Regions from separate parts of the Mus musculus genome. Here all the other regions are linked to region 3. The links are chromatin loops, found by intact Hi-C in ENCODE. Cell type or tissue: left cerebral cortex. All regions are shown on one strand. Region 1 holds the start of Gm30568 (a long non-coding RNA gene). Region 2 overlaps Rasal2 (RAS protein activator like 2). Region 3 overlaps Rasal2 (RAS protein activator like 2). Region 4 overlaps Rasal2 (RAS protein activator like 2).

Region 1 (8,000 bases), 200 kb after region 3:
TGTGTAAGTGTGTCAGTTTACAGAAAGTGGGGACAGCGAGCATGTAAACTACACTACAGTGAGACCATCAGCAAAACATGCAGGAGACACACCCCAGTGCTTCTACGAGTAGACTGGAAAGAAAACACGGGCCAGAAGAATAACCTATAGATTAATACACGCTAAAACAGACACCACTTGTTTAGTTTAGTCAGCATCTAAACTGAACTCAAGAGTCTCTGATTCAGTCTCTAAAAGTCTTCATGCATGGTGCTGTAAGGGAACGTGAACACTAGGAAATGTTCATTTGTTTTGGTGCGTGGGGAGTTGTGATTACAAACCATGTTCTTCCTGTGTGATTTGCTAACACATTTACAGACAGCATAAATATGAAACCCAAGGTATACCTCAAAACAGTGCAAGAGAGGCTGAGGTGATGGGGGTGGGGAGTGCTGGCTTGGCCTTGTGGGGCTGGGACACGTAGGTACACACTTCTTCAAGATGCTATCCTGTTTACCTCCGTGCATGTTCAAAAGTCCAAAGCAAATGAAGCCAAAACAAAAACCAGATGTGTAAAACGTAACAATAGATGGTACATTATGAACTATTGACTTAAGAGAAGCAAATATATACAAAACAGAAATGAATTTAAGGATCCCTTAACTGCGTAGGAAAAATAAAGTGCAGTGTGGTTCAGTGGTTAAGAACGTGTGCTTCTCTTAGAGAAGACTTGAGTTCAATACCCAGCACCCACGGCTAGTGGGTCACAACTGTCTGTAACTCCAGTTCCAGTGGGGATTCGACGCCCTCTTCTGGCCTGTGCGGGCACTGCATGCACACACATGCCTCCCCCACAACCCATCCAACCACAAACACACACACACACACAATTTAAAAGACGAAAATAATCTTTTTAAAAGGTCAATAAATATTTTTCCTTGTTTTCCCACATCCATGCTTCTGAAATGTAATAGCTTGCTTTCATAGGCGCTTCAGAGAATTAAAACTTTTATGTTACTAAAATCTAAGAAGAGTTAAAGGGGAAAAAATCCAAGGAAGGTTGGGTTTCAGAAATGAGCATAGCTCTAGGCCACCAATGGAAGGCCTGAGAACCAGCTGCAGGTGCATTGGTGTCTGGGTCAAACAAGAACGTGGAGTCCCCTGTTTAGCATCCCTGTATACACTCCAGGGTCAGAGCTGTGGTCTGAGCCTTGCCTGCGGGGGGAGCGGGGCATTCTGGACACTGTGAACAGGAAGGCTGGTGCTAAAGCAATTGAATCAAGCTCTCTGCTGGCAGCCTGAGGCGGCAGAGGTTCTAAATACTCTTCAGCTGACTCAAGTCCACCGCCAGAGGGAAGACTTCCGGTGTAGTGAAGGGAGGAGGGGTTTAAACACAGAGGAGCAAATGAGCGGTGGTCCACTCTGCTGTAACCTCTCCTGGGTAAGTGGAGAATGGAGCTGCCAGGGAGACATTAGGCAGCCACCTTTGCCCTGTTTGCTATGAGTCACTTGAGGGCATTTGGAGACAGTTGTGTCCAGTCTGAGTCATTTCTCTCTCAGGTGTGGCCGAGAGCCCAGCGGGGCCAAACTTTGGCTTTTCTGGGCCGAGATGAGGGCTCCTTTGGTTGTGGGTTTTTATCGAGTACATATCAAGTATGGGCTAAACAGCTGGTGTGAATAAAGGGTGGGAGGGGAAGGAAGGTCGTGGGTCTATGAGGACTGACCTCCTGCTGAGCCCTGGGCCGTGATCCAATCCCAAGTGACACCCAGCACTAACCCAGCAGACCAGATTCCAACCCCGTGCAACAAATCCTCTCCCGCTGGATCAGTGTCTGGCACCGGTGTCACAGAAGGACATTCAGCTAGTGAGTTGGGACAGAGATTCAAGCATAACTGTCAGGAGCTATGGCCAGCCACAGGGGCTAGGCTGAAAAGCACTGTGTTAACAGTGGCAAGTTCTGGGGAATTGGTTCACTCGGTTATTTTGCTCTGGCACTGGGTCTCTCCCAAAAGCATCCCCTCACGGGGCCAGCAGAAGCCTGTCATGCGCCACCACTAAGACTGACTTTCAGCCCTACCTGTGAGCTTTGTGCCTAAGTAGGCCTTGCACCCTGTGCTCCCTCTGCCTCAGTGTGACCCCACCTCTGCCTCAACCCCTACAGGCTTGCCCACTGTCCACCCATCTGCTCAGTGGTGCTGGTGGCTCCCTAGCACTGGGGTCCCCTTGGATCTGCCTTTTTGAAGAGCTTCCCACAAGGCGTGGCCTGACATCATTGCTGCTGCATAATCAATGATGTAGCCACTAATCAATGAAAGGTTGCAAGCACATCCCACCTACAGCTGGGAACCAGGCCTGATACAAAATTGTAAACTTACCTAAAACTTTGAGGTTTCTTGGGGTGGGGGGGGGGGGCGTGATTTTAAAAAATGACTTTTTTGGCCTGTTTTCTGAGCATGAACTTGGTGATGCTGTTGTGTTATAATGGAAAAGGGTTGAACAAATCTGGAATAAGCAAATTGGATTTATATAAAGGCAGAGTAAGGAGGCTAAGACCTGTGGGCTCAGAACTGGGACTATTTCAGATACGAGGAGGGCAGGACAAGGTAAGATGGACACACAGAGTCGCAGTGAGGAGTGGTAGGGCTGGACTGTCCTTCAGGGATGGGTTGCTGAGAGCTCTGAAGGTAGGAGGTGCTTTAAATATTTACCCATGGACTCTGTCCCACCAGAACTTGAAAGGGCTGGCTGTGCCAAGTGCGATCATTAATTGCAGGATTGGAGAAACATGGCGGCTCTGGGAAAGGCCCAGGAAATAATAACTGTCATTGGTTGGGGGGCTGGAGCTCAGGGCAGCAGCCGTTTATCAAGCAGTGTGAACGTGGCTCACTATATTTAACTGTGACATGGTAAGGTGTGTGCACCCGTGGGATGTCTGTGCTTGTGACTCGGCACTGACCCAGGCTCAGATTGACCCGTGAGTGGCTGAGCGCAGTAATCAGAGAGACAAACCTCACCTTTGTCTGCTTCACGCTCGAGAGCTCCTGTTTATCTCCCTTCTTGAAAAGATGCTATGTCCCAGAGCAGTAGAGAGGCCCTTAGCGCCCTAACTTATGAAATGCTGGGTGTCTCTATTCTGGCCCAACCAGTCCCTTCCACCAGCAAGCATTCCAGGCCCCACCCAGAAGCAGCTCAGAGCCTTCTCTGTGGCCTCCGGGTCTGAGACTGTCTTCTTTGTGAATCAGTCTTTGCCGATCGATAGTAGTGAAGTTGAAAGGAATTCCAGTAATGCCAGGAGCATGAATCTAGACTTGCAAAGCTGCATTCAGGGCCAAAGAAAGCACAGGGTTGTCTATGGTACATGATGGCTGTTGCTCTGATCTCTGTAATTAGACATGTCCTTTGTGCAACCCACTGCAAAGAGGCTCCAAGGCTGTGTGAGAAAGAAGCCTTCCTCCTGCAGAGGGCACAGTGGTTCAAGCCTTCCTCCTGCAGAGGGCGCCGTGATTCACGGGGAGCCACTGAGAAGGGGCAAGAGTCCTTCCTGCAGGAACAGAGGAGAAGCCCAACACTATTCTGACATAGCAGCATGAGTTTGGCTGTGTGGGGAGTCCGGTTCAGCCCATGCTATGAGATCTGAGGTTAGGAGGCTGTCTTAGCAGGAATGGGACATTCTAATACAGACTCTCCCAGGACATCATCAGGGGAAATCTGGCGACCTCAGTGAGGGAGACGTAGGCCCTAGGACAGACTGGCAGCAGGAGAGGTGGGCAAGACTAAGTTACAGAAGTGCAATAATTAAGATGGGACACAGAATGCTGCCAGGGGCTTGTTGCTAGTGCTGAAAACGGGTCTTCCCCATGACCTTTATGGTGCATATCCCCACTTGGATTGTACAGGATAGGACGTCTGCAACTGTGCGAGGAAAGGGAGAAGGGACTGACCTTCAGGACTCCCTTGCAAGGGTTCTTTCAAACACAGTGGCTAGAGAGATGGCTCAGCAGTTAAGAGTGAACACTGCTCTTCCAGGGGATCCAGTTCAGTTCTCTCCCAAACAGAAAGACAGCCGGAAGCCACGCAGCCCCAGGGAAAGGGTCCCCATGTGCTAGAGAAGCCATGTGGGTAGCGGAAACCGGGATGTGCAAGTCTTGTCTTCACACCTGGAGAATATCCGGAGAGAGGCAACACCTCACAGGTGAGAAAAGAGGTTCAAGGCTCTGAGTTCATCTTTCTGACCCTCACGGGGCAAAAACAACCATAAAACTGCAAAAATAACACTTGCGGGGTAGCCGGCCGAGAGGCTGTGCTCTGCACGCGTACGGCAAATGTCTTGATTCTTAACCCTCCAGGGAGACTCAGTTCTTGACTTGTGGAGGTCCTGCATCAAAGGTTGAGAAGTGTATTATGTGGCTGGTGATGGAGGCTTCCTTCCTGACTGATGCAGTCTCCAGAGTGGGGTGGGGCAGGGGCGTGTGAATGCTCTTAAGTCTGTATACCCATGAGACATTTGTGGAACAAGAGTAGTGTCTTCCTGGGGTCCTCTGAGGAGAACATTTCCTAAGCATTACCTCATCCCAACTCCCGGAGAACTGACAGGATGCCTAAGATTTGCCTCCATGCCATTGTTCTAGGCCTGGCATCCCCTCTACATCCCCACTAAAGGGTCGCTCTCCACAAGGATATTTACAAGGCATCTCTGAACACACTCAGACTGGAAGGTGTCACTCCTCTTTCCTGGCAGTGAAACCCATTCATTTCCCATCCTCCCTGACAGTTCTGTCTCAGATAATAACTCCCCTCTTTTACCAAGAGAGAGAACCGGGTGGGTGAGATGGTTCAGTGGGTCAAGGTGCTTGCTGCCAAAGCTAAAAGCTTGAGTTTGAACTCCCAGGACCTCCATGGTAGGAGAAGAGTACCACCTCTGAAAAGTTATCCTCTGACCTATACAGCCATGCCACCGCACACCTAAATGAATAAATAAGTCAATAAAACAAATAATTAAATAATTGTAGTTTGGCATTTTTTCAAAAGAGGGAGCCTGACGTAGCAGTACTCTCTTGTAATCTCTCCAGTTGATAGCTGTGTGACTTCATACAAACTTTCTGTGCCTCAGTTTCCTCACCTGTAGAATGGGGACAATAATACTTAGCTCATAGAAATGCTTTGAAATTTAAAGACTTAAAAACTGTGCAAAGGGTTTTGAATTTTATTCGGCTAACAGTGGGTGTCAGCTTGTTCTACTCAAAACACTCAGGACAATCTATCCCACCCGTCCTTTGATTCTTCTTCCCTTATTTACACACCCAAATTCACCAGCAATTTCCATTCTTCCGATTCGAACCTCACCTGACTCTACGACTTTCGCGCGCGCGCGCGCGCGCGTGTGTGTGTGTGTGTGTGTGTGTGTATGTGTGCGCGCGCGCGCACGCGCACGCGTTGTATGTGTTCATTTGTTTGCACGTGTATGCATGAGCACGTGAGAGGTCAGAGGTTGGGGGAAGAGCTTGGATCACTGGGGTGTACTCTTAAGGAGACCCAAGGTCCCCAGCTTTTGCCATGAGATGCCATGCTGCTTTACCACGGCCTCAGGACGCAGCCCCACCTCTGAGGGCCCAAACCTCTGAAACAGCAGAATGAGTCTTCCCGAGGCTCCCACCCACTGCAGAACTGGATACCAGGTGGAGTGGCGATCTAGGCCGGCTCTCCTCGCTGAGTGCCACTCTGGCCGCCAGGTGGCGCTGCAGCACACTGGGGTGTTGCAGAGATGCACTTGTGGCTGCCTGAGTTCCGGTGCCAGCTGGCAGCATCCTCCGCCTAGGAGAGGATTCCCTTCTTTTCACTGTTCCCGTAGGTAGGCAAAGTTAGCAACGTAGAATAACCCTTCTCTTCTTGAAGGCTGAAAAAGAAAAGCCAGGAGCCCTTGGCATGGCCACCCTTGCAGGAGGCAGGTGTGGATGAGTCGCTTCCACTCAATGGGCATCCAGGACTAGAGTAAAGGGCAAGGACGGCTTGGAGACTAATCGCTGCCTGTGTGTAATGTTTAACCCAGAGCCGCAAGCTTCCATGTAGTAATAGTAATAGTCCTGAAGACGTCCAACTCTACCCTGGGCTGCCAGTGAACTGGCCTAGGACATGGGAAGTAGTGAGAATTTGAAGTCCATTGACATAAGTGTCACTAGCTGTACTATTGGCATTACCGCCACTGCCGTTTCTTTTCCCTGGAGGCAAGGGGAAGGCGTTTCAGGAATAACATTGGTTTATTCCTAGCATAAGAACCAGAGGAATGATAGTGCTGTGTGTTCTGGGCCACTTTTTTTTTGGTTTTTCTAGACAGGATTTCTCTGTATAGTCCTGGCTGATCCTGGAACTCACTCTGTAGACCAGGCTGGCCTCGAACTCAGAAATCCACCTGCCTCTGCCTCCTGAGTGCTGGGATTAAAGGCGTGCGCCACCACGCCCGGCTCTGGGCCACTATTCTAATGTGTTGTGTCCTGAAGTATGCCCTGGGAGAATGCCAGGATCAAGGCATGCATGCAGTTCCGATATCGCCCACGAGGTGGCGCAGGCCCCTGCGCTCTGTCCTGGGATTACAGAATTGATTTTAGCTAGGCTGGGCCAGTGAGTTAAATCGAGCACTAGACAGGCGTTTGGGGTCGTAGGCAAGTGAAGAGCTGTCTCCGCCCCCCCCCCCCCCCTTGGATTTGAGTCTCACAGAACAGTCACGGAGACCATTAGTTTTCCCAGGCCTCAGATGGACCAGAAGTGGGTTCAGGAGGGTGATGGGGTGAGATGACACAGTGGATCTGTAGTCAAAGCTAGACCTTAGGGTCAACTTTTGCTTTGATCTCTTGGCTGTATACCGCTTACTTCCAGAGCACCATCTCTGGGTTCTGACGCTTCTGGATCCATTTATAGCCTTTTTGTCCCCTTCCTGAGCCCTGGCAGTTTCCCCTCCTCCCCCTCCTCCCCCTCCTCCCCTTCCTCCTCCTCCTCCTCGCCCTCTTCCCCCTCCTCCCCTGCTTGGCCTCTCTGGTCAAGTGAGTGAGCCCGTCAGAAAACAGTATCCTTATTAGTGTTGAGACCTCCAACACCAGACAAATCCTGCTGTAAGGAAATCCCCGCTCCCTCCCATTCTCAGAACCTGTGTCCTGGGACTTCAATTCTTTTTCTTAAGCGCAGTTTTGCTCTGAGCCAGAGGTGTCTCCTCCAGTTCTCTGAGCCTCAGAAATCCCAGACCTCAGGGCTGTCAATCACTATTTCTTTATTCAGCATACCTTTTGAGGAATCAGAATAGATTCCTCCACCCCAACCCCGTTGGGTAGCGGTGATGGAAGCTAGGGTCTTCTACATGCTGGATAAGCTACAGTCAGCTACAGCCTCAGGCCTTGACTAATAAAGATTGATTTATTTAATGTATGTGAGTACACTGTCACTGTCTTTAGACAACCAGATGAGGGCTTTGGATCCCAATATAGATGGCTGTGAGCCACCATGTGGTTGCTGGGAATTGAACTCAGGACCTCTGAGAAAGTAGCCACTGCTCTTAACCACTGAGCCATCCCTCCAGCCTGCGATTTTTTTTTTTTTTAATTAGAAAATGCCTCAATATCTTTATCTATGGGTAAAAGTTTACAGTCACTTGTCTGGGTACTTTTCTCTCGCAGCGTGCTCTTCCTTATAGAATAGAAGGTTGGCTGATGAGCCAAGACTTCCAGTCTGGGGGTTTTATTTTTTGCATGATGAAAGCAATGTGGTATCATGGCCCTGCTAGCACAAGGAGTGATCTCTGGGGAAATGAGTCACCAGCACCTCCCTCCGGGTGGCTGTCCTCCCCCACCCTGGGGACGGGATGCACTGTACAGGAGGGAATCTTTGCAAGGCATTAACAATCTGGAGACAGAATGCAGCAACCAGGCCAGCCTGGCCTGTTGTTTTCACGCTTTGAGGGAGAAGTGAGAAATGCAAACCGGTCTCTTCACCTTCCCCGCAAATACAGGGCAGCCTTGCGCTAAGTCTCCTCTGA
Region 2 (8,000 bases), 140 kb after region 3:
GTCGTCAAGTTCACAATTATGTTAGGACTAGACAATCTATATCTTGGGAACAATCAATTTATATTTTAGTTTTATTGGAGTTTTTAAATTTTGTGAATAAAGACAAATTAGCTGTACAGATAATAAAATGATATCTCTTGTTTGGGGGATTTCATATAGTATTTTGGAGGGTATATGGGTGGGTGGGTGGGTTGACTGGTTGGTTGGTTGGTTGGTTTTCTGAGACAGGATCTTATACATACCCCCATACTGGCCTCAAATTCAGTCTTCTATCCTCTACCCCTGGAGCTAGGGGTACTGTTTTAAAGAAAAATAGACCTGGAAAAAATTAAGCAATAACCTTAACATTTAATTGACCATCAGAAATTAACCTTTTTTTGTTAGAAAATCATTAACTATGCCTAACAGTGCTGCCCAATCTGTCAGAACTGTCCTATAAGGCTTTCGGCCTCGGCTTTCTACATTAGCCAGAAAAATTAATAGCAGAGAAGTGGATAAGCAGTAGCTAGTTGTCTTTTCACCAATAATTAAGACGGTATTATAAGTTGTATTTTATAAAACCCCATACATATGTATCATGGGTTTACTAATGACTAAGATGAGTAGCTCATCCATGAAGAATCTCATGATTCCCACCTGGCCTGAACAGTTTTACTTTTTTAAGCATCAAGCGATCTTTTTTTTTTTTTTAAAGATTTATTTATTTTTATAAATACACTGTAGCTGTCTTCAGACACACTAGAAGAGGACATCGGATCCCATTACAGATGGTTGTGAGCCACCATGTAGTTGCTGGGAATTGAACTCGGGACCTTTGGAAGAACAGTCAATCCTCTTAACCACTGAGCCATCTCTCCAGCTCACAGTTTGACTTTCAATCACACTAACCACCCATCCACAGGAGCTAGTACATGAAGGGCCAAGTAACCAGCTGAATTACAGAATTTGTAGAAGGCTAGTGAAAACGTGTATGGATTCCAGCAGGTGGTACCAGGTCAGGCTGATGAAGCCACATCACGGAACTAGGACAAGAGACAAGATTAGTTCCTCCTTGAGAAGAGGCAGACCCTGTCAGTGCTTATGACCTGAATATTTCACACTCTTATAATTAAGAGGGAAGCAGGAAGGGCCTATTCTGTCATGAAATTGTATTAACCGATTTAATGGCAACAGAAATGTTGCTTTGCCCTCAGTTGTCTGAAGGGTAAGTTCTAGAGGAATAAAGACAGTCTCATGAACCCCAGTGTCAAAAATCCTGCAGTACAAGTGGTAACATAAGTCTTTCTCTTGTGGACAGCTAGCTTTTAGCTTAAGTCATTTGTCAGGCTTCTAACCTTTTAATCTTTTTCTTTTTCTTTTTCTTTGTCCTTTCCATTAGATACCATTGCAGATTGGCCATGGCTTGCCGCAGCTGGTGTGTTAGTGTGAAGTACATAACTCTGTAGAGTTCATAATGACAAATTAAGATTTAAAATGTGACTTTAGACATGACAGTGCTTCCTTAACATTTATGCCAGCTGACACTTTTAAATAACCTGGGTAGTAGAGCTAGGGCATGGCAGATCAGGCAGCATCTACCATGTCACCTGGGGTTCTCTGGCTAGTAACTTCCAAAGCTGATATGATTCCTCACGTTCTTTCATTTCCCCCTTTGCCAGTATGAACAAGAAATTACCAAGCTGAAGGAGCGCCTACGAGTGTCCAGCCGGCGGTTGGAGGAGTATGAGCGCCGGCTGCTGGTGCAGGAGCAGCAGATGCAGAAGCTGCTGCTGGAGTACAAGGCCCGGCTGGAGGATAGTGAGGAGCGGCTGCGCAGACAGCAGGAGGAGAAGGACAGCCAGATGAAAAGCATCATCAGCAGGTTAGAAGACCACCTGCTCTCTGATTAGCTCTAGTTAGGTACAAAGAAATGGGAAAATGGTCCAAATACTTGGGAAAAAGTTTTCATCCATGTTTATAAATATATTTTGTAGTACAGTACTCAGTACAAATGTAATTAATGACTGTGTCTCTCAGGCATCGGCCCAGATGAAATCTGGTATACTTTTATGAAGATAAAGTAGGACCTTTTTTTCTTTAACCATAACAATATTAGAGGAAAAAAGAGGGGGAAACTAGGAATTTACTTTGAAGTTTTAGATAAAGATTGGGTTTTCAAAATCTACAATACTAAGATTTAACTTGGTTTTCCCAAGACAAATCCAAAAACAAAGCAGTCTCACTGGATGTCTTTAGGGCCAGACCAAAAAGTGCCATAGATGCCAAAAAAGGAAAGAAGAAAAATGTCTAACTGTATTTGCAGATCACTCACTATGGCCAAGTACTTTTTTAATCACTTTGTAAATAGTACTTTGTTTTATCTTATCTGCTCTCTGAACCAGATATTATTATCACTTCTTTACAGATAGAAAAATTGTCAATACTTGCATGCCCAAGGTAGCATAGTCAGTGGAGACCTAGGATTGGAGCCAGGCATCAGGCTTCAGATCATAACCACTAGCTTTGATCATTCTACATACTGTGGGCAAAGAAAGAGAACATAAAAAGGGTTGCTGTCCGAGTAGCCTGGAAGTGACCTGGTACTAAGAGTGATGGGACTAGAACTGAAGAATTGTGCATAAATGGATTGAGATGTGAGGAGGAAACGAGATCTCATGGAATGCCCTGTAGGAAACATTACTGTCAAGGGAGAAGGGAGACAGGATGGTAACTACAGTATAACTCAAGAGGAAGAGTAGATGGTTTGCAGCAGGCATGCTGGTGCTTGCACATACTAACTCCAGCATTCAGGAGGTAGAGAGGAGTACCTGGAGTTTAAAGCCAGCATCAATTTCATAGCAAGCTTAAGGCTAGCCTGAACTACATGAGATACTCTCTCAATAATAAATAATGTAAAAAGTAGATAGCCTTTTTTTTGTTTTGTTGGTTTTGTTCATTTGCTCTTTTAAGATGCTTGCAAAAAGAGTAATCTAATAGGAAGATGATTACTAGAATATTCCTCTTAAGAAAATGTAATGTTATAGACTCAATCACAGATAAAAGACTCAATTAAGACGTCTTCTTTTAAGGGCAGATAGGAGAGGAGAAGAAAGAAAAGGTTATTACAATAAAAGAGGTCTTCTGTTGGGAAACAGATGTTTTAAGTTTCTCATTCTCTGTGTTGCCTAGCCCTGTCTTTGAAAATATCAATACCTTCTTCCTACCACATTCTAGGCTAATGGCTGTGGAAGAAGAATTAAAGAAAGATCATGCTGAGATGCAAGCAGTTATTGATGCAAAGCAGAAAATAATTGATGCACAGGTAAGCAGGCCCTGAACTTAGTGAAAACACTTGTTTTAATAGCTTTTACTCTCTGACTTCCCATCCTTGCAAATGGCAAATCAGTAGAAAACAAGATACTGGAAGTTTCTTGGCATTATCCTTTGAATATTGGATGAGTTTCCATATGACCTCCATATTGATATAGCATTAATATTAGTGTGTAAAGTACTGTGTATTTAATGTAGTTGTTTGACAAGTCTTAGCAAGGTACATGATGAAGTTGGCTTCTCTCCTTGAGGAAAGGAGGGCATTCTCTAAGAAGGAAACTGTAGAAAAGTGCACTGCATATATCTGGGTTGTGACCTACACTAACCATTGCTTGGCTGTGTTCTGCACGGTCTTGTCAGTCACATCCACTGCCATCCACGCCTAGTCACAGCAAAGGAATTGTAGAGGAAAGATAAGGTTGTAGGAGACAGCTTTCCTTGTTATCCTTTTGGTTCAAGGGTTGGCATTGCCGCTTGGAATGTGCTTGGCTGCCCTTCTTTGTTGGTGCTATGCTCAGAAAGCCTCTGGATAAAACTATTTTTAAAAATATTGATAAAATTAGAACCTAGGTTTCTATTGATGACAGCTTACACCTAGTAGAATGATACCCTTCACAAGGAAACACACCATTGATCAGAGCAAAATCTAGTATATATGGAATATTTCCAATTCCTTGTTGCTTTATCACTGTAGAGTATGATTTATTTCTTATATGGAAATAAGTTACAAAAGGCAATTACAGTTTTGATAGTGATTTATCTAACCACATCTCCGGGGAAAACTAGCCAAGCCCCCAGTATTCTTACACATGCCCTTCAACAAGCAAATTTTCTTATGAGCTCAGTGTAAAGTGGGTTTATTTTTCAAACTAGGAGCACAGCTGTGGGAGGGCGCTTCCCAGGCGTCATCTGTCTTGAAGCCTTGAAGCACACTGGGCTTAGAAGCTCGTTGTGAGATGTGATGCTTTCTTACATACATAGCTCCCAAACTGTTTTAGAGTCAAATTCTGGATGTTTGACCTCTTTTGAGCCAGAGAAATATATGCTATGATTACCTTACATGCCCTTCTTACTTTTATTCTTTCAAGGTATTCCCAAGGTAAGCTAGGAAGAATAGTAGAAACAAGGCCATATTGCCATATTATCAGATTTAAAAAAAAATATATCACTCCTTAATCTTAAGAGAAATAGCATAGATAAAGATAGTAATTTCCTCAAGAAAACTAGTGCTGAAAAGTTTCCCCTTTGGATTCGCGGTATAACAATGTGAAGCAATGTGAGCCTTATTAGTAATCACACAGCGAGATCTTAGTGCTGGAACACAGCAGATTTCAGCCAATTTTAGTGCAGTCTTAAGCAGAGGGAACTTGCCAGCAACACAGTATGACTCTGTATGCTGGCTGGCAGGACAGCTCCAGCACTAGTTTCCAGGGAGTTTCACCTCCACCTGTCTCCAGTTTTGATGTTAAATATAAAGCAGAAAGTGGTCAATAAAGATGGAATCCAGGAAGGGAATTTGATTGACCAGAAGTCAGAAGCTCTCAGAGGTGGAAACAATGGTATCCTCAGAGCTCAGGCAGTCAGACTTATGGTCTGGCAGTTTGCTTTTCCAATGGCTTGGTTCTCTGGACTATTTCCATTGAACCAAGGTACCTTCCATAAACCAATACACTCACTGACTACACAACCATGAAGACCACTCTCAACTAATGGGTCAGAACATTCTGGGTTTGATTAAATGTGATGTGCTTCCCACTAAAGCATAGGCTTTATTATAGTATAAATCCCTCTATGAAAGCTAATATAGATCCATCAAGAATACTCAGACTGAACCACATTTGAAAACTGCTGCACAAACTATAAATACCAAGGCAGCTCAAAATATAATAGTGTCTTAAAAGGGAGCATTCTCAATCCAAGCTGCTGGCTTACTGGTACATAGAATCGTAGAATAGCAAGACTGTACATACTTATTCATTGTAATGAATGGCTTATTATCAGATTATTTTCTGCAAGAACAAATCTTATCTCTTAAGTGAGTGTTGAAGCAGAGTAGTCCTCTTGGCTTCATTTCTTCAATGATGACATGTTTGGGAATAATAGTCTACCTAGGAGGCAATCTATACTTTGATATATCAGCCCTGTGTCTTACTGTCAATAATAGTAAAAAATCATTTCTAAAATGGAAATAGTTACTTTCTTTGCACTAGGATTAATTATATCATTTTTCAGAACACTAGCACTCAGGTACCCAGGAGTGGTTTTCATCTCTCGTGGCAGCCCCTGCTCCTTGACAGGGAGTTCAGCTTCTCCCTCTCCATGAGTCAGTTCATGCTGCAAAGCACAGGCCCACATCAGTAGTCCCTTTCTAGCAGGACTGCAAACGGATGAGTGGCAGAATCACCCGTCCTGAACCTCACAGCTCACTGGGGTCACAGTGATAGCACCAAAGACTATACGAAGTGTGGCACCTTTCACCCCTGTGACAGGATGGAGAACAGAGAGGGGCTTCTTCCTATGAGAAACAAAGCAGCTGCCTAGTTACTATTGCAAGTGATATCTCCACTGTGTTAAATTACAGGTCATAAATGGAAATGAGATTATTCAAACAGGCAAGTAAACCCTGTCGTTCTCTAGCTGAGCAGTCCCCAGCCCTGGCCAGTGCACTGGCCTCCTACACATTCCAGCTCCGGGCACTCCCGTGTTAAGTCCTTCCTGTCAGGAATGTTAGATTGCTTTGCATTCTAACCCAGGCAGAATCAAATGGCATAGCAACTTGGGCCAGCTGAGCCTTGGTTTCCTGTTTGAGATTGTTTTTAGTTTAGTGGGGGTATTTTTTATTCCATTAATTTCTGTTTCATTTTGAAAGCTGGCAGTGGGGAAAACAAAGGGAGTTTCTCTGCTTAGAAACTTTGAGATATCTAGTAGGGGAGGTTGTTTGCTATCAGTTATTTGCAGGTAATATATAATCGCAATCCTTCTCAGGCTCTTTTTTTACCTTTTATGACTAAACTTGATTTTTAAAAGAGCTGGGAGATTGTCTTGTTTTGTTTTTGTGACTGCTTGATTTTTTTATGAACCCCAGGACCAGTGTTTTTCTTAGTATTGGGGCCTTATCATTTGTTACTGAACTAACTTTCCTTGCCTATTCTAAAAAAATGCCAGTTATGGTAAAAACTTTTTATTTATATAATACATAAGAAATTTGATACTGACAAAAATGAAACAAATATTTATTTAAAAATGTAAGTACCGTTTATTCCATTTAGGGGTAATTACATAGTGTGAAGAGGGGAATTATATTTGGAATCTACCTCTTAGTTTTTAGCCTATCCTTACTTATTGTCTTTGAAAAGACCTGTATTTGTTCTCCCAGTAAATTCCACTAACTATAATTTTTAAGTAATTACTATTTTTTAAAAGGATAATAAATCTGTCTTTGAGTTACTCCTGTTCTTAAAACAAGTCATCTTTCTTTTTTCTTTTTTCTTTTTTTTTTTTTCTTTTTGGGTTTCTGGGTTTTTTTGTTTTTTTTATTTTATTTTATTTTTTTTTTTTGGTGTTTTTTTGAGACAGGGTTTCTCTGTGTAGTCCTGGCTGTCCTGGAACTCATTTTGTAGACCAGGCTGGCCTCGAACTCAGAAATCCGCCTGCCTCTGCCTCCCGAGTGCTGGGATTAAAGGCGTGTGCCACCACGCCCGGCTTGTTTTTTTAAGACAGGGATTTTTTATGTAGCCCTGGCTGGCCTGGAACTCAGTCTGTAAACCAGGCTGGCCTCAAACTCACAGAGATCCACCTGCCTCTGCTTCCTGAGTACTGAGATACAGGTGTGTGTGTCCACCACCTCCTAGCCACAAGTCATGTGTTTTGTTTTGTTTTGTTTTAAATATATATATATATAGTAAGTGGATAGTTAATAATACTGATTCTGTATCTTACCACCTGAGTCTTGCACCAGAGAATGGGAATTATTTAAAGGAATAATAATAGCAGTAGTTGGGTTGCTTTTGTTTTTTCATACATTTAAACTGAAGCCACCAACCCCTTCTGCCATAAAGACAACTTCCTGCTTGCAACAAAGAGGGGAGGGGGAGAGAGAGAGAGAGAGAGAGAGAGAGAGAGGGGCAAGCATTGCTTGATGCTGTAGTCACCTATGGCTTTACCCAGACTCCCTCACCAGCACCCGCCCACCCCGGTCCCCTGACCGTCACTAGGCTTGCTCTTGGCAGCTCGTGTCCCAGCAGAGCAGTACTAGGTCCCCAGCATGACTAAACTTTGTCCATGTCTTCCTGGATAAACTCAGAGAAAAGAAAGCTTCATTTGTGTTAAGGTTGGTCCTCATGGGCTATTTCCTTTTCAAATCGTGAGGATAGGACGAGATTGTCTTTCTCTGTCTTTATTTTCTGAAAAATAAGTAATTCATGTTTGTTGGGAAAGTCCCAGGGTATAAAGATGAAAGTCTCCTAACTTTTGTGAGACTGATAATGTTTTATCCTACTGTAAAACATTTGAGGGGGGGGGGGGAATGTCCATCCATCCCCTCTCTCTGGTGGATATGTGAAAATTCAACAACCCGTAGTTCCAAAAGCATTGCTTTTGTTTTATTTTATTTTAAAATCCAAGAGTAAAATGAAAGTGTGCCATTACTGGGCAGCTTTCCTGGAGTCACTGAGCTGGAATGGGTCTAGGAG
Region 3 (8,000 bases):
AAAGAAATCTAATGTGATGTGCAAAACTTCTACACAGAAAATTAAAACGGATTTAAATAAATAGAAGTCTAGGAGAGAGTTGTACTGAATGCTTGGGAGCTTGTGTAGCATGAAAGACTGGATTTAATTCAGACTGGGAAGAGAGAGAGAGGTAGACACACACACAGAGAACACCACTTTTGTAAAGTAGAAAACAGTATTATTTCAATTCTCAGGGTCAGAATTAAAGAATGATATTCCTATATTCCTTTTCCAAGTTATCATATGGATTCTCAGTTTCACCTAGAAATGACATAGATGGAGAATAGCTGGGATATCTGGGAATGGTGGTACATACTTTTAATGTCAACACCCTGTAGGCAGAGGCAGATGGATCTATGTGAGTTCGAGGGCAGCCTAGTCTTCAAAGCAAGCTTCAGGCCAGCTAGGACTTCATAAGAAACACTGTTTCAAAACAAACAAACAAACAAATAAACAATAGCAAAACAAAAGAAAGCCAGGGTACAAGAAAACAAAACAAGAATACTTAACCTCTTAACATCAAGATTTGTTTAAATCTAATTGAATAGGATTAAGAATTCTGAATCATTGTGCTTTTATGTAAGATGTACGTTATAACAAAGAGGACCTAGAGGAATAGCAAGGGGTCACTCTTTTCAGCCATTGGTGTCGGGTCAGTCAGATAATATTCATGAAGGGTAAGGGCATGTGTGTCTTCACTTCTTTCTAAATCATTGACAGAACCAGTTCCAAATGTACGATAGGTCTAAAAGAGAGAAGTAACATGATAGGCTGGTAGAAAGGATTTGTGCTGATTTTGGATTGAGGGCAATGTCTTTAGCAGAAAATAAAAAACAGTAATCTTTAGGGAAATAACTGATTCAGTTGATAGAGGTTAGAAATTCTATGTATCAAAACTTAAAGTGAAAGTGTGGTCCAGGACAGTGTGTTTCTAAGGACCTAAGACAGGAAAGGGTTGACCTAATACATGTTCAGGTTTCCTCTGGAACATGAATGAGTGGATTGGTATAGTGTTTACTGAAGAATTCACTAAACAATACACCCAATGATGCCTGATGTCCCATCCATTTAGATGAAGCTTCAAGTTGTAAAACTAATATGTAGTGTTAGATGTCAGAGTAGTGGTTAGTCTTAGGGAAGAGGTAGGAATTAGGGAACGGTATGACAAGCTCCTGGGGTGCTTTCAGTGTCCTTTTTGTTGACCCAGGCAGTGGTCATACAGCTCATGTCTACTTTGAGATAATTTGTTAATCTCAACATTATTCATTTGACCTGTATGAGTGTTAACTTACCAAATAAGGGGTGGGGTGGGGGTGGGGGGCAAAGATCATGTTGTCAGATAGATGGACTAAATAATAGGGCAAGAGAGTGAAGAACTGCCATCACCTTTGTCACATGCTACCCAGGGGAAGCTACAATAAGGACTAAAAACAAAATCGTCATAGGATTTAGCAACATTAAGGTTCTTAGTGAATTTAGTCTAAAACAACAGTTTTAATGGTATATAGTAGTAGAAGCCATACTGAAATGGCTTGAGAAGATAGTATATTCAGAGATAAAATTGAACAGCAAGAGGAGACAATTCACTTTAGGTATTACCTGTCAAAGGGATGGCAGGTTGATAGATACTCCATAAATATTGAGTGACTAAATGAGTAATGAAGATTAATGAGGAATAAAGACGAGGAAAGATAAAGGGCAGGTATGTCTGTTAATCAGTCATGGTGACAGTATTAGTGTAGTATTAATGATTATGCCATCTTATCTTTCTTAGAACTTAAAGCAGTTCATGGGCTGGTCCATTGTACTGGTTCTCAATTTGATGAGCCACCAGAAAGTGCACATATCAGGATTTACATTAATTCTGAAAAGATGCTATTTCAAGTTGTTTCTTGCATATCTTTTGTTACAATTTAATTAATCTCCAGAGTTAGAAGAAAAGGTCTATTAGGTGGGTATAATTTTTAAAAATTTATTTTCTCCAATATCTCTGAATGGTAAATTTCCACTCAGTTTTTCTAATAAAGGCATTCTACTGAGAATCCCCGAATCAACTGCCAAATGTAATTAACAGCATAATTAACAGCATAAATGAGATGGAGGAGGAAAAGTGTGTCCTTAAAAATTCTGTTGCCTGTTTGGAATTTTGGGTGTGTGTGTTTGTTTGTTTTAGACGATTATTTAAGTAATATTACTAAATATTTAAGTTTTAGAATCCATTGTAGGCTCTAGGGGTTAGAATTGGGAAAAATATGTATATAAACCCTAATTTTGTGAGCTGCTTTCTACTAAGGAGTCATAGACAATGACCCCAAGTAAAAAGTGATGTCATATTGCCTGATTTTGACAAGAACAAAGCAGAAAACAAAGCTGGGAGCAGGACTGGGGAAGCCTAAGTGTGTGGACAAACCATTTTAGCTTCCTGAGAAAGACCTGTTTGGTGTTTGTAATCACCTGACTGACATTAATATGCAAGTCACACTTACAGAAACTTAGGAGTAGGGAATCTAATTAGGAGAGCAGCTGAGTGAACAGCAGACAATCCCAGGAGACTAGAGGGAAAACAGGAGAGGACTAGGGTGGTGCCAGGCACATGGTCAGCCAGACCTTGAGGTTTGGGGTGGCTTGAGGCATTGATTCTTACTCTTCACAATGCCTTAATAGCAAAGGTGCAGGAATGGGGATGCAGAGACAAGTCAGGATGCTATTACAGTCACCTGGACAAGAATGAGAGCAACTTGAGTATTTACTTCCCTCACTATTAATCTCATGTTCAGCAGATTCCAACATTGATTTTATTCCATCCAATACTTTTTAAATACTTATTTACTTATGCATATGGGTGTGTTATCTGCATGTACATTTGCACACCAGGAGATGGTATCAGGTTTCATGGAACTGCAGTTATTAGACAGTTATGAGTTGCCATATGGGTGCTGGGAATTGAACTCAGGACCTCTAGAAGAGCAGCCAGCCAGTGCTCTTTACCTCTGAGCCATTGCTCCAGCACCATCAAATTCTTTTCTGGTGAAAATGTAATGTTTTCTGAAATGTTCATTTCAAGATTTAGAGAATCTAGTAAAACTACTCTTCCCCTTAACAATTTTCAGGTTTTAGTTTATTAATCAAAAGATTATACTTGAGGTCAGAGAGATGGCTTATAGTTAAGAGCACTGACTGTTCTTACAGAAGACCTACATTTGATCTCCAGCACCCATAAAGCAGATCACAACTCCAGTTACAAGGGATATGGCACCTCTTCTGGCTTCCATGTGTACCATTCACATGATATATAGTCACACATGCAGGCAAAACATATATACACTAAATATAATATTTTTAATTTTAAAAGACTATGTTCAAACTGTTCAGAGTTTTCACAGCGGATCCGGTTTCTTCAGATGACAGTATTCCTTGTCTACAAACAGTAATAGGAGTTGATTAGGTACAGGAACATAAGAGCTGAAATGTAATAAATGTTCATTTTTAGTTAGTGTAACTGTAACCTATGAAAGCCATCCTTTTAAACGAAATATTTCTATCATGCAAAATTCTGGAAATAGAGGAAGGTAAAAGCTTAGCAAAGGATGGTTTTATAAGCTTCCCATTTTTTGCTACTGCCATATAGTACTTTCTGATATTTATCATACATAGATCATAAGCAACCCAGCATTCCTCTTATGTGCACTTACTCCCTAAAGCTTGTCAGTTGTGATGGAACACTGACATTCTGCAAGCCAGCCTAATAGCAGAGCTACTTTCACCAACTGTCCTATCAGGTGTCCAGGTGACAAGAAGCCTTTCTAATTTTCTCTCTTATCCTCTCTATCTTGGCACAGTAGATTGTTCCTTTCTGTGAAGGTGACTAAGGGCACCTTTCATTAAATGTTATACAGTTTGCAGTTATTTTATAGTTTTCCAGCAGATGGCAGTAAAATGTCTCAAATACAGGAAAATTTTATTCAGGTCCTTTTTATAAACTGGGTTGTGGTTCCCAGTTTGCACATTCAAAATACAGGATTGGCACCTAAGTACAAAGTAGTAGAGTCCACTAAAATGACCCCTAGCTACTGCTTCTCTTAACCAGCCCTAAAGCACTGTTAATGTATTCTAATGTTAGTGTATACTAATTGATAATATCAGTACACATTAGGACATGTTAATATTAATAAAACACTGTTGTGATCGGAAGACCAGCTATGAAGAGCGAATGAGTGATAAACAATCAGGAACAGCTTTTAGCTTCATCCTGATTTCTAGGAATAGAAATAACACAGTGAACTTAAGCTTCTAATTATACTCCTTCCACAAGCCAAGTTAAGATATATTCTAAAGGATTTTACTTTGAAGACCTAGTCCTTCGAGCAAATGGAAAAAAAGAAAGGCAAACATTCATGCATGTGAGTGCACACCTGTGTACATGCCCATGCCAACACACTAAAAGCTAGTAGTAGTTAGATTATGGTAAAAAGGCATTTAAAAGAGCCAGATCTTGACGTGGTAACAAATAAACCACCCGTCATTCTTACTTTTTCTGCAAAATCTTACAACGGGAAAGTAGATGGTATCATATGATGATTAATTGATGGGTCATGTTCTCTTTCATTTTAGTGCTTTTCCTACTTATACATCTAGCCATATTTTCAGGGAGGGGGGGGGAAACAAATTCCCAGAGTATTTGGATTTTTGAGATACCAGGAAAATTAAAAGGAAGTTACAAAATAAACAAATATTTGAACATTGAAGGATAAGACTTTTCCTTCCTCCTCCCCTCACTGTTACTACCCGTGAAGCAAATGTTTGGACTGATACTCTCCTGGTAGTTTAATAGCATAAGAGGAGAGACATAATGCTGCTAACTTTCCCTAAAATTAGCAAACATGAAGTAACATGAAAGACAGTAAAATAAGCAAAGAACAGAAAAACAAGAGTCAAAACAAATAGTCAACTAGAAATTTAAAAATAATTTTCTCTACTCTCAGAAAGATAGTCTATCATATGCATATTGCCAGATATTTGATCACACTGTGAACTCCTAGATAATGTTACTTACTGAAAAGAAATGTTTCTAGTTGTGGTGTGGCTCAACCCTTAGCACACAGCTTTAGTCCTTAGCTTTGGAAAAAGACATACCTTTAGTATATACCCTTAGTTCCAAACAGTAAAGGTAAAGTTAGTTTGTGGAAGGAAGCACCCATGTTTGAAAGTGATGTCTAGTTGAGTGGCAAACAAAGTGATGAATCAGAGAAAGATTTGACAGAATAGGATCTGCCCCTCTCAGGAGAATGGAGAGGAAAGAGGCAACATAAAAGGAAGCAGCAGAGGGAGACAGGAAGGAGGCAGCTTTGCCAGGAGGGTTTTACAGAGACAGGTTAAAGAGGGAACAAGCTAGACACAGGCAAAGCCAGACTGAGCCAGAGAATGAGCCGGAGCCAGAGGATTAGAAGAGATTGTCAGAGTTAGAGGCCAAGCAGAGCGAAAAGTTAGAGGCTGGGTGAGAAACCAGGTTGGATCTATCAGTTTGGAGAGGAGTTTGAGCCAGAACAGTTGAGTTGATCAGCCAGCCAGAGTTCAGAAAGAGCTAGAAAGGGAGAGCTTATTCAGCAGTAAGTCTCAGAGACTGAAAACATTCTAGGCTTAGATAAGATTGTATGGAGTCTGGAAGCTTCCAGGACTAGTCCTAGGCCTAGGTTAGCAGATGGAGGCAGTAAACCTGGGAGACAGCATTTACATCAGCTGAATAAAAGATATATTTACATATGCATGTAACAAGAACTGAATGCTATGCAAAACACTTCCCTTTTGTGTACTTTTATTTGATACATAAATGTAAACACAGGACATATTAATGGGATTGGATTTTAATATACATGTTTATTGCATGGTGTTTAGAAGCAGGCTAAACATACCTGTGTCTTCAAACATTTGTCTATTTTTAATGATGTAAACTTTAAAAACATTTCTAGCTTTCTGAAATCTAGAGTGAACTATTTTTATCTGTAGTCACAATACTGTGTAAAAGTACATCTGAATTTGCTCATCTCTATGGCTTAGTACACATTGGCCAAGTACTCTCTTACCTGTCTAGCCTACATAAACACAAATCTACTTGGAACTTTATTGAAATCAAGTCTTTTTTTTTTATTCTACTGTAATTGAGATTATATGTATTAGAAAATTAGAAATAAAACCTGAATAGTTTTCAGCCATATCTTTTCAATTGACTCAACAAGGGTGATGTCCCTATATGGCATTAGGTAAATACTTCAAATAAACACCACTGCACAATTTAACTTAAAATTAGAATCTTAATAAGCTAAGTACATAGAAGTTATGAGTATAATAATAGTTATCTTAGGTGTGGGGTTGAAGGTTGGAAGGGCTGTGAGGACAGTTAGAGGAGAAGAATAAGTTACTAGGTTCTGTAGCACAGCAGGATAAGCAAAGTTACTTGGAACACATTGTCTATCTTTACATAGTCAAAAGAGGATTTTAAATATTTTCACCATAAAGAAATGATAAAACATTAGGGCAATAGATATTCTGATTATTTTGATGTAATCATTACTTTGTGTGTATCTTAATTAAACATAATTGTGTACCTCATGAATACATACAAATATGTCAACCAAAAGTAAAATGTTTAAACTTAGGATTGCAATTCAGTTGGTAGATTGCTTGCCTAGCATGCACAAAACACTAGTTCAGTCTCTAGGATGGTATAAAACTGGGTGTGGAACACATTCCTGTCATCCTCAGGATGTCAAGACTACGTGACATGCCTTTTAAAAAAAGTCAATGATGATGATGACGATGATGATGATAAAGATAAATATTTTGCTATACATGGCGTTAATTCCTGTAGTTCTAACACTGAAGAAATTGAGATAGGATGATTACTATGTTCATGGCCATCTTAAGTATCCTGTCATTAATTTTTAAATTTTTTTATTGATCTTTGTGAGTTTCACATTGTGTGCTCCAGTTCGACCCATCTCCCTGTCCCTCCATACCCACTCTCAACCTACGCATATACAATGCGTGTGAGTGTGTGTGTATAAAACATGTAGTCATATATCTAATGTATGAGGCTAACTATGAAAACATAGTTAAGAAGGATAAAAGTAGTTTCCTCCATGAAGAAAATTTGGTTAGAGGGTGGCTGAGATTGCTCATCAGGTAAAGCTGCCTGCTCTCAAGCCAGATTCCCAAGTGGATTCCTGGGACCCACATGGAAAAAGGAAAGAACTGACTGACTCCCACAAGTTGTCCTCCGAACATGCACACACACTCACATACACACTAAAATATAGTTCAAAAACAATTTTAATTTGTTTAGACATAGGGCTGTAGATTACTGTTTTAGCAACCTGTACAGAACTAATGAGCTCTAAACTATATACATATATTATTAACATAAGTTTATAAGCTGCTCATAGAAAAGAATGTCACATATACACAAATAAAAGCAAATTAGAACAATAGTGATCTGCTAATTTTATACATGAAATCATCAAATATGTTTTCTGGGAAGATAAAAGGAAACAAATATGATAGCCCATTAATGCCAGATTACCTTTTCAGAGGGTAGACATATGGCATGCATAAACTCATGCAAGCTCATGCATATCCTCATAGCAGCACCAAGTCAATCTTTCAGTGGAGACTTAGACGTAAAGCACTTGCTTTGGCAGTCTAATATTACTTACTAGGTTCATGGCTATTACCTGTAAAACTGATAAAATGACATAAACAATTTTTCCAAATTTTGATTACTCCACAGTACAAGAAACATAATAAAATTATTACTCACCAGGGTAGGAAAAAGGCATCCTCAGATCTTCTCACGTGAGCAAAGCTTGCTATACGTCTATAAACCACGGATAGCTTTTAATGTTTGAATTCAGTATTAGAAATGTGAACAATCAGAAAGATAGGTTAAGTCACAGGCACAGCATTTATGATTCATAGAAGACTTG
Region 4 (8,000 bases), 110 kb after region 3:
TCCTGGGCATGCTAGGGCACCTGGTGGGGTGGAGACTCCTCTGGGGACCATGGGACCTTCCGCCGAGTTTGCACCCAAGATGGCCTGGAGCTGGTGCTGACTGGAAGGAATATGGGGATTGTTAATGATGTATTTATTTTCCATACTCTGAAATGTGTATATTTTACATTCATCCCACATTTTAATTCATACTAGTTATATTTCTAGTGCTTATCAGTTACATGTAACCATCAACAATGGGTAGAAATAGAGGTATGCTGAATGATTATAGGCATATTTTGTTCATAGGGAGTTTATAACATAAGGAAATGAGATAAGGTTGTTTGTTTAACCAAAAGAGAAATCCTGTGTTTTTGCAGAGAATTTGTAAGGACAATTAGGAATTAGCATAAAAGAAGAAAGAATGAGACATGAAATAAAAAGCATAGAAGTGAAGGAAAAACTCGAGGATGCAGTAAACTTTTCAGGCAAAGGGGCATGAAAATAAAACATTGAGATATTTCAGTGAGTAAAGGCTCTTGTCACCAATGCTGCGCACCCAAATTTAGTTCCCAGGACCTATATCATAGAAACAGTGAATCAACTCCCACAAGTTGATCTGACTTTCATACATGTGGCATAGCACTTGTGGGCATGTGCACAGGCACACACACACACACACACACACACACACACGGGGGTGGCAAGAACAAGAGAGCGAGAGCTTGATATGCAGTTATGGCCTGCAAGATGTAAATGTTGTGAACCAAACTCAAGTCCTCCGCAAGGGCAGTGCATACGCTTACAGCTTATCCATCTCTCCAGCCCCTTGATTAGATTCATAACAGAAATCATGGAAGTAGGAAGCTTGAAAAGGAGGGAATTAAATGTTTACCTTATATGTAGGAGTTTTGGGTGTGATTCAGTGGGAAAGCAAGTGAGAACATACATCTACACTCAGGGTGTGAGGACCCGTGGACTAACTCATCTAGAAATGTTAAATAAAGCTAAGAAATTATCAAACCAAAAGGAAAGAGCCCAAAACACACCTCATGATTCACATCTGCTGAGAGTATAAAAGGACAAAGAGGAATCAAGAAAAATGGTCAGAGAGAAAATTCAAAAAGAGAAAACCAGGAAAACATAGCCCTGGGAGCTGATAGAAAAGATAGGAAGAGATTTTCTGGGTGCCTCCTACACGGTCAGCTATATCAGGATGAAGTTGAATATGTCAGAAACTCATTGAAGTGCACTGTGAGAAGCATATGGATGCGGATGTTCCAGCTGATGCTCTGGGTGAAGAGTAGAAGGGCTGTGCGATCCAAGTCAGTGGTAGGAACAAGGTTTCCCTAACAAAGCAGCATATTCCCATGCACGCCAGAGTGCGTCGGCTGGTGAGTTAAGAGGCATTCTGGAAGAGCATGTCTGTTCACAGATGCATATGGATACCAAGCTGAGCGTTCTTAGCGTGGTTATTGTTTAAAAAAAAAAAAAAAGGAAAGAGGGATATTTGCATAGGGGAACTAGCAGACTCTGCAAACTTTCCAGTTTCTAAAGAAGATGATGTCCAGCAGCATTCTGTCAGGAAGCCCTTACACAGAGAAGGTAAGGACCCCGTTCTAAAGCCCCCAAGAGTCAGCATCTTGTCGCTCCACGTGTCCTGCAACACAAGTGCTCTGAAGAAACAGCACACTAAGATGAATGAGGAGGAGGGTGGTGCAGAATGTGCTAAACCTTGGGCCCAGAAAATGAAAGAAGCCAAAGAAAAACTCCCGGAGCAGATTGCCAAGAGATGTGGGCTGTCCTCGCTGAGAGCTTCCATTTCTGAGGCCAGTAAAAATAAAAGAGTCCTTAAAAATCATAAATAGATGTTGGGAGCAAGGAGATTCGGAGAAGCTGAAGATACAGCTCAGTGGTAGCACATTTTTTAGTATTCATGTCGCCCTAGATTTAGTCCCCAAGACTACCTTTTCTATTCTTATATTATTATTTATTTATATTTGTGTGTATGTGTGTGAGAAAGAAGCAGAGACAGAGAAAGAACAAATCCAACTTGTAGTTGATTCTCTCCTTCCACCTTGTGGGTGCCAGGGATCCAGCTAAAACCCATCAGGCATTGTAGCAAGTACCTTTGCCCATGGAGCCATTCTGCTAGCCCAAGACCACCTCTGACAAAAAATTCAAATGGTAAGATAAAGTAGTTGTTAAATTGTTTCTCAAGTTAAATATTACTTGTGGTGCTTCAGATCCTTGAATCAAGCGGAAGGAAGCCAGACAGTGGTAGCACATGCCTTTAGTCCCAGCACTTGGGAGGCAGAGGCAGGTGGATCTGTATAAGTTTGAGGCCAAACAAGTCTACAGAGCCAGTTCCAGGACAGCCAGGACTACACAGAGAAACCCTGTCTTGAAAAATGAAAAATTTTTTAAAAGGAAGGAATCATAAGTGGTAAAAAGTAATGGCTGACTGTCAGGTCAGGAGGTCGGGCTGTGTTTCCATGCAGCACACCTGCTGTAGGACAATTCCTAATCTGAGCAAGAGGTTTGCTTTTTCACTTCTGTTATCTTGAAATCTACTCAATTGTTGTTTTCAGAGCTAATCGGGATTATGAGGAAAAACAGTTGGTTTTTCGCTATATTAGAAAAGATGCTATTAATCTCACTTACATGGGTGCTTGCTATAACTGTCAATTATGTGTCAGGGTTTGCTTTAATGATTTATGTTATCCAATAAAAGGTAACAGTGAAGCATCTCTAACAGTATTCTCTATCCTGTGAATGTGAAGGTGAGAATATTGATATTATAAGATCTATTTTGCTTAAAGGGATTTCTGAATTAAATGTCCAAAGTGATAAATGAATACCAAGTCCTTTGATACAATAATAAATAATTAAATATCTAATGAGCTTACCAAGGCATGAAAATTATTTCATTGAGCATGGGGAACAATTCAGCCAACGGTCCAAAGAGCTCTTCTAATATTCTGTAACCTAACAACATGGGCTAGGTTAAAGAAAATGGTTGCAGCTTCCAAGAACATGAAAACAACTCATGAGAGCCTCCGTACTGAGATTGGATTGTCATCTTCTTAATGAAGTTTTGTTGTATGTCATACACTTTAAGCAAAAAAGAGGTGCTATTTCTAAACTCTTTGAACTTTTTGATTTTAGAAACTGCCAATCAGGCCTGGGGATTGTTGTTCATTGGTAGTTTAATATCTATCCATCCTCAAAGAAAGTTCCCTGTCATAATGTATAGTATCATTTAGCTTTGTAGGCTGTCTTGATCTTAAAGCATACTCTCTACTGAGAAAAACTCAGCTTTATTTAGACTTAAGTCTTCCATCTGTTCGCTCCCTTTACCTGACTGATTTAAGTCAACGTTTTAGTGTCTTGTGACACAGAAGAAATGTCATCTTCGAAACATAAATCTCTCAGAAGGTGTAATTTCCATGCTGGTGTTAGAGGCAAATGCCTTTCAGCAGTAATAAGCCAACCCCTGTTGACTCACAGCTACACATGAAATGTTGATGATAGTAACAATGTGGTGATTTGCATAGAAAACACATAATAGAGCTGAGCATGGTGGTACATGTTTGTATTTCTATCAGTTTCAAGGTAAAGGCATGACTGCTTAACAAGTTTGTAGTCAGCCTGCTGTACATGAGATCTTTCCCAAAAAGGGGAAAGGGGTGGGTTGGAGTGATGGCTCAGGGGTTGAGTGCTTATTGTTCTTGCAGAGAGCCCACAATGGGTCCCCAGCGCCCACATGGGGGCTCACAACCATTCACAAATCCAATAGCAGTGAATTTGATGTCACCTTCTGATCTCCACTGACACCAGGCACTTGGGCAGTACACATACAGATATATACACATAAAATAAAACTAATTTTTTTTAATTTAAAAAGTGTTTTCAAAGAAGGGGTTGGAGAGATGGCTAAGCATTTAAGTGAGCTTGCTTGCTGCATAACCATGAGGACTGCAGTTGTATAACAGCAGCCACATAATAGCAAGGAATCCACAAACACCATAACTCCAGGTCCCAGGAATCTGACACTCTGTGCCCTCCATGTGCTTATATTCATGCAATTACAGATGAATAAATTTTTTTTTTTTTTTTTTTTTTTTACAATTCAAAGAAGAAAATCTGATAAAACAGTCTGGATACATACTAGCTAAATATTTAAACTCAGTAATTGCCACCTTGTACCTTTTATTCGTTTCAGATGCAAAGCAGCAAACTCAATTTTCAAAGAAGGACCTTTTTAGATGCAAACCTATTTTTAAAAAGATCCATCTTTGTTTGAGTGTACTACATGTTATTGGATATAAGTTGTAATTGCAAAAAGGAGAACAATTTTCTGAATTTTAATAATTTTTTAAGGCATCACATCTTTTGAGGCCCTATAGTGCTGGTACTACAAACAGTTTGTGCCTGGACCCTGAGTAATTTATTGGGCTATTTACTTGAAGAATGAAAGAAAAATAGTATTTATATTATTCATATTTCCCTACTTGTGACACAAATGAACACCCTTAACAGAATATTAGGTTTCCAGTTTGACCAATTGTTACCAAATATTTGAAGCTAATACTTTTAAGTTTACATTTATGTACCTTTAAATGAAACAGATTGTGTGGAAACATGGAATGGATATAATCTTCTAGGAAATGTTAACATTTTCTAAACATTACCAGTTTAGCGATTTTTGCATTATTAAAAACTATCTTAAAGTAGCATATTTGGTACCTAATAGTGCTTTCTATAGGGAGCCCAAAAAAGTGCCAAAACTCTACATTGGGGGTGGTGTTCCTTATCACAAGTCTACAAGGCATGTCTAATGCTAATAAAACAGCCAAGGTGCGGACTAGTTAAGTGACCTTTCAAGGCCCCTTAGTCAGTTAAGTGAGGGATGCAGGGCTTGACCTTAAATCTCTCTTGATACTATAGTGTATGTTCATATTCATTTCCCCCTGCCTCATTGGTGTGCGTGTGCGTGGGGGGGGGGGGGTATCTGCGCGCCACTTAGTTTCCTGTTTTCTAAGAGTGTGTCTTCTAAAGCACTTTCCGTCCTCCATGGTGGCTTTTAGTTTTTCTTTACCTCAGTAATAATCATGTTGACAGAAAACATTTCATTTTACTTTTGCTACTTTATTTTGTAGAGATTATTGTTGTCCTCCAAACCCCTGTTATGATGAAGCTGAACCTCAGCTCAGGAACCCTTTTGAACTCAAGAAGTGACCTTCTTGAGCCTCACCAAGGATCTTTAAAAGGCCGACTCTCTTTAATGAAGAGAGAGAGACCTGTAAGAAAACAGAACTTCCATCTCTTCTAAAACACTAAGTTCTTACACTCCTTTTTGAGAATTGTTCAAGGGGGTGGTCTTGAACATAATTAAAACTTGCTTCCTAATATTTAAACATTTGTCCTACCAGTGAGATATGCATGTGAATAAATATGCACAAAAGAGTATAAAACAGTGCCAGGCAGTGGTGGCGCACAACTTTAATCCCTGCATTTGGGAGGCAGAGGCAGGCGGATTTCTGAGTTCAAGGCCAGCCTGATCTACAAAGTTCCAGGACAGCCAGGGTACACAGAGAAACCCTGTCTTGCAAAAACAAGCAAACAAACAACAAAAAAGAAAAAAAAAAAGAGTAAAACATCGACTATTAGAAGATACTGAAGAAACATACATAGTTGGGTTACCTGTTTAACCAAGCTTCACCTGAGTTTTTTATCTGGAATGATGATATTACTTATACCACTAAGGGGGAGATCTGTCACAAGCTCATGACAATTAAATATGTTCTGAGTTTCCAATAAGAGATGCTAGATTTTTAAATCAAATTGTCGCTATTTTTATAACTAATGATGATGCTGGTGATTGGTTGTATTCTGCTTCCAGGACAAAGAGAATAAACACAGTACATGGGTGGAGTTAGCTGTTAGGTTCTAAAGCAGTGTTGCTTCATGGTCTCTCCATGCCAGGTCCGAGGAAAGAAAACTCAAGTGCTCAGTCATTTCGTATTCTATTTAGGAAGGTAGAGCATTGCTATAGTACTTGTCACCTTTTCTCTTTGATCAGGGGAGTTCATCAAAGCCTTGTATGAATCAGATGAGAACTGTGAAGTGGATCCCAGCAAGTGTTCATCTAGTGAACTGATGGACCATCAGAGCAACCTGAAAATGTGCTGTGAGTTGGCTTTCTGCAAGATCATCAACTCATACTGGTGAGCTTGTAACCTTGCCATAGAACCTGCTTTTTCTAAATGAAAGTCCACACAAGGAAAGGACTTGAAGGAAATTGCATGATTCCCCTTCCTTAGTGCTGTTTAAATGTCACCCTTCACTCTAAGCAGGACTTCTGAATCAGGCTTTCCATCTGTCAGCAGTCTCCTTCCTAATACCTAAAAGTAGAGTTTGGAAATGTGGGGCAGGGTTATTTTATTTGGTTTGGGGCAGCTTTGATTTTTTAAATTCTTAGCTAGTATGGAACAGATGTATTCATAAATATTGATCTTTTTTCTACAAGCAAGTGGTGACTTTGGGAAGATTTTCCATATCAGCCTTTAAGGATGTTATGGTGAGCTGTGTTAAACCAGATATAGTCAGGACCCTTACGCCATTTTTCCACTTAGCTAAACTAAATTTGTACTAATCCAGAGTTTTGTAACTTTTCAGTTTCAAATCGCCATCTGGCCTTCTGTGAATTTCCCACATCTTGTCAGCCATGACCCAGGCTGATCCCCATCCCTAGGTGTCTAATGGGTCCTCCTAGCTCAGCTCTAGGTCAGTGGAGTCCTGGGTTAAAGTGGGGTCACTTATCTTTCATGGGTCATGACACTTTTATATTTAGAGGTTTGGGGTTTTTTTGTGTATGTTTTCCCTTTTCTGTAGTGTCTTCCCGCGTGAGTTGAAAGAAGTGTTTGCATCATGGAAGCAGCAGTGCCTGAACCGAGGCAAGCAAGACATCAGTGAGCGGCTCATCAGTGCCTCATTGTTTCTCCGTTTTCTTTGCCCAGCCATTATGTCTCCCAGTCTTTTCAACCTGATGCAGGAATATCCTGATGACCGCACATCTCGGACACTAACTCTTATTGCCAAGGTCATTCAGAACCTGGCCAACTTTGCCAAGTAAGGGAAACTACTAGCCTAACCCTTTAAAACATCTGGTCTAAAATAATGCATGAGCATTTGCATGAGGCTAGGGAGCTGCAGACCTACGCTTACTAGATTTTTATTGCATTGTCAATAAAATTTTTAAAAGGGAAACAAATATTAAGCTCTCGTACAAACATTTATTGAAGTATTTATAACATTTAAAGTAATTTATATAAAAATATCTAATAATGTGAAAATGCTGATATAACTAGATTAAAATACTAATTAAAAGATAGAATGTCAAATGATACATATACTATCATTTTAGCAATATGAAAAAATAACACAGGTGTGAGAGTATTGGAAATAGACTAGTAATATGCTTATATCATATGTACAAGTGTTGTCAAAAGAGTCAACACTTGAAATTTAATTAATATCATAAGTTAGAGGTAGTATCTATAATTTAGTTTAAAATGGTTCTATATAATAAAAAAAATGTATACATATCTATAGAGATTGAAAACAAACCTACCCCCTCCCCAAAAGTTAACAGTTGGTTGATATAGATGAAAAGTATATGGGTGTTTATTATTCTTTCAACTTTTCTATAGGCTTAGAAAACCAATAACAGTGGCTCATACCTTCAATCCCTCTACTCAGGAGGTAGAAACAAGTGTGTCTCTGTTAGTCTAAGGCCATGAGACTGTCTCTAAAAATAGGAAGGAAGGAGAGGGTGGGGTGGGGGAGGGAAGAAAAGGAATAGACCAAAAAAAGAACCAGGAATGAGTTCACACATTATAAACTTGATTACAGATATATATGTATGTGTGTGTGTGTGTGTGTGTGTGTGTGTGTGTGTGTATGTATGTAGTATGTATGTATTGTGTTCAGACACACAAGCTTCTACCAACAGTATG

The links. Peaks named below come from ENCODE experiments on the same cell type or tissue, not always from the same donor. Only the 100,000 strongest peaks of a DNase experiment are listed, where the experiment ranks them.
Region 1: it touches region 3 in a loop (5-fold over the local background); 25 of 42 quality-filtered maps call a loop at or near these places.
Region 2: a loop joins it to region 3, with 3 times the contacts of the local background. A loop is called at or near these places in 9 of 42 quality-filtered maps.
Region 4: a loop joins it to region 3, with 3 times the contacts of the local background. A loop is called at or near these places in 4 of 42 quality-filtered maps.

The regions. Positions count from the first base shown.
Region 1 is chr1:157,074,982-157,082,981 of GRCm38, reverse strand. It overlaps Gm30568 (a long non-coding RNA gene), which reads left to right and starts at 1,351. Exons shown (of 3, transcript XR_373631.2): 1 at 1,351-1,420. In left cerebral cortex, CTCF peaks have their summits at 777 (motif pointing left), 3,468 (motif pointing right), 5,718 (motif pointing right), 6,525 (motif pointing right) and 1 weaker place; DNase peaks (open chromatin) are centred at 3,380, 5,740, 6,529, 7,811 and 1 more place; H3K4me3 peaks cover 198 bases.
Region 2 is chr1:157,141,491-157,149,490 of GRCm38, reverse strand. It overlaps Rasal2 (RAS protein activator like 2), which reads left to right. Exons shown (of 18, transcript NM_177644.5): 16 at 1,659-1,861; 17 at 3,214-3,301. Among named protein-coding and RNA genes, the nearest start is that of Gm30694, 25 kb to the right of the region's middle. In left cerebral cortex, a CTCF peak has its summit at 1,745; DNase peaks (open chromatin) are centred at 4,180 and 4,745; H3K27ac peaks cover 324 bases.
Region 3 is chr1:157,276,929-157,284,928 of GRCm38, reverse strand. All of the region lies in intron 3 of Rasal2 (RAS protein activator like 2), which reads left to right. Among named protein-coding and RNA genes, the nearest start is that of Gm51654, 28 kb to the right of the region's middle. In left cerebral cortex, a CTCF peak has its summit at 3,935 (motif pointing right); a DNase peak (open chromatin) is centred at 3,914.
Region 4 is chr1:157,162,816-157,170,815 of GRCm38, reverse strand. Rasal2 (RAS protein activator like 2) reads left to right here. Exons shown (of 18, transcript NM_177644.5): 10 at 6,065-6,209; 11 at 6,877-7,113. Among named protein-coding and RNA genes, the nearest start is that of Gm30694, 46 kb to the right of the region's middle. In left cerebral cortex, no CTCF peak of the experiment used is centred here; DNase peaks (open chromatin) are centred at 684, 1,283, 1,743 and 3,410; H3K27ac peaks cover 3,749 bases.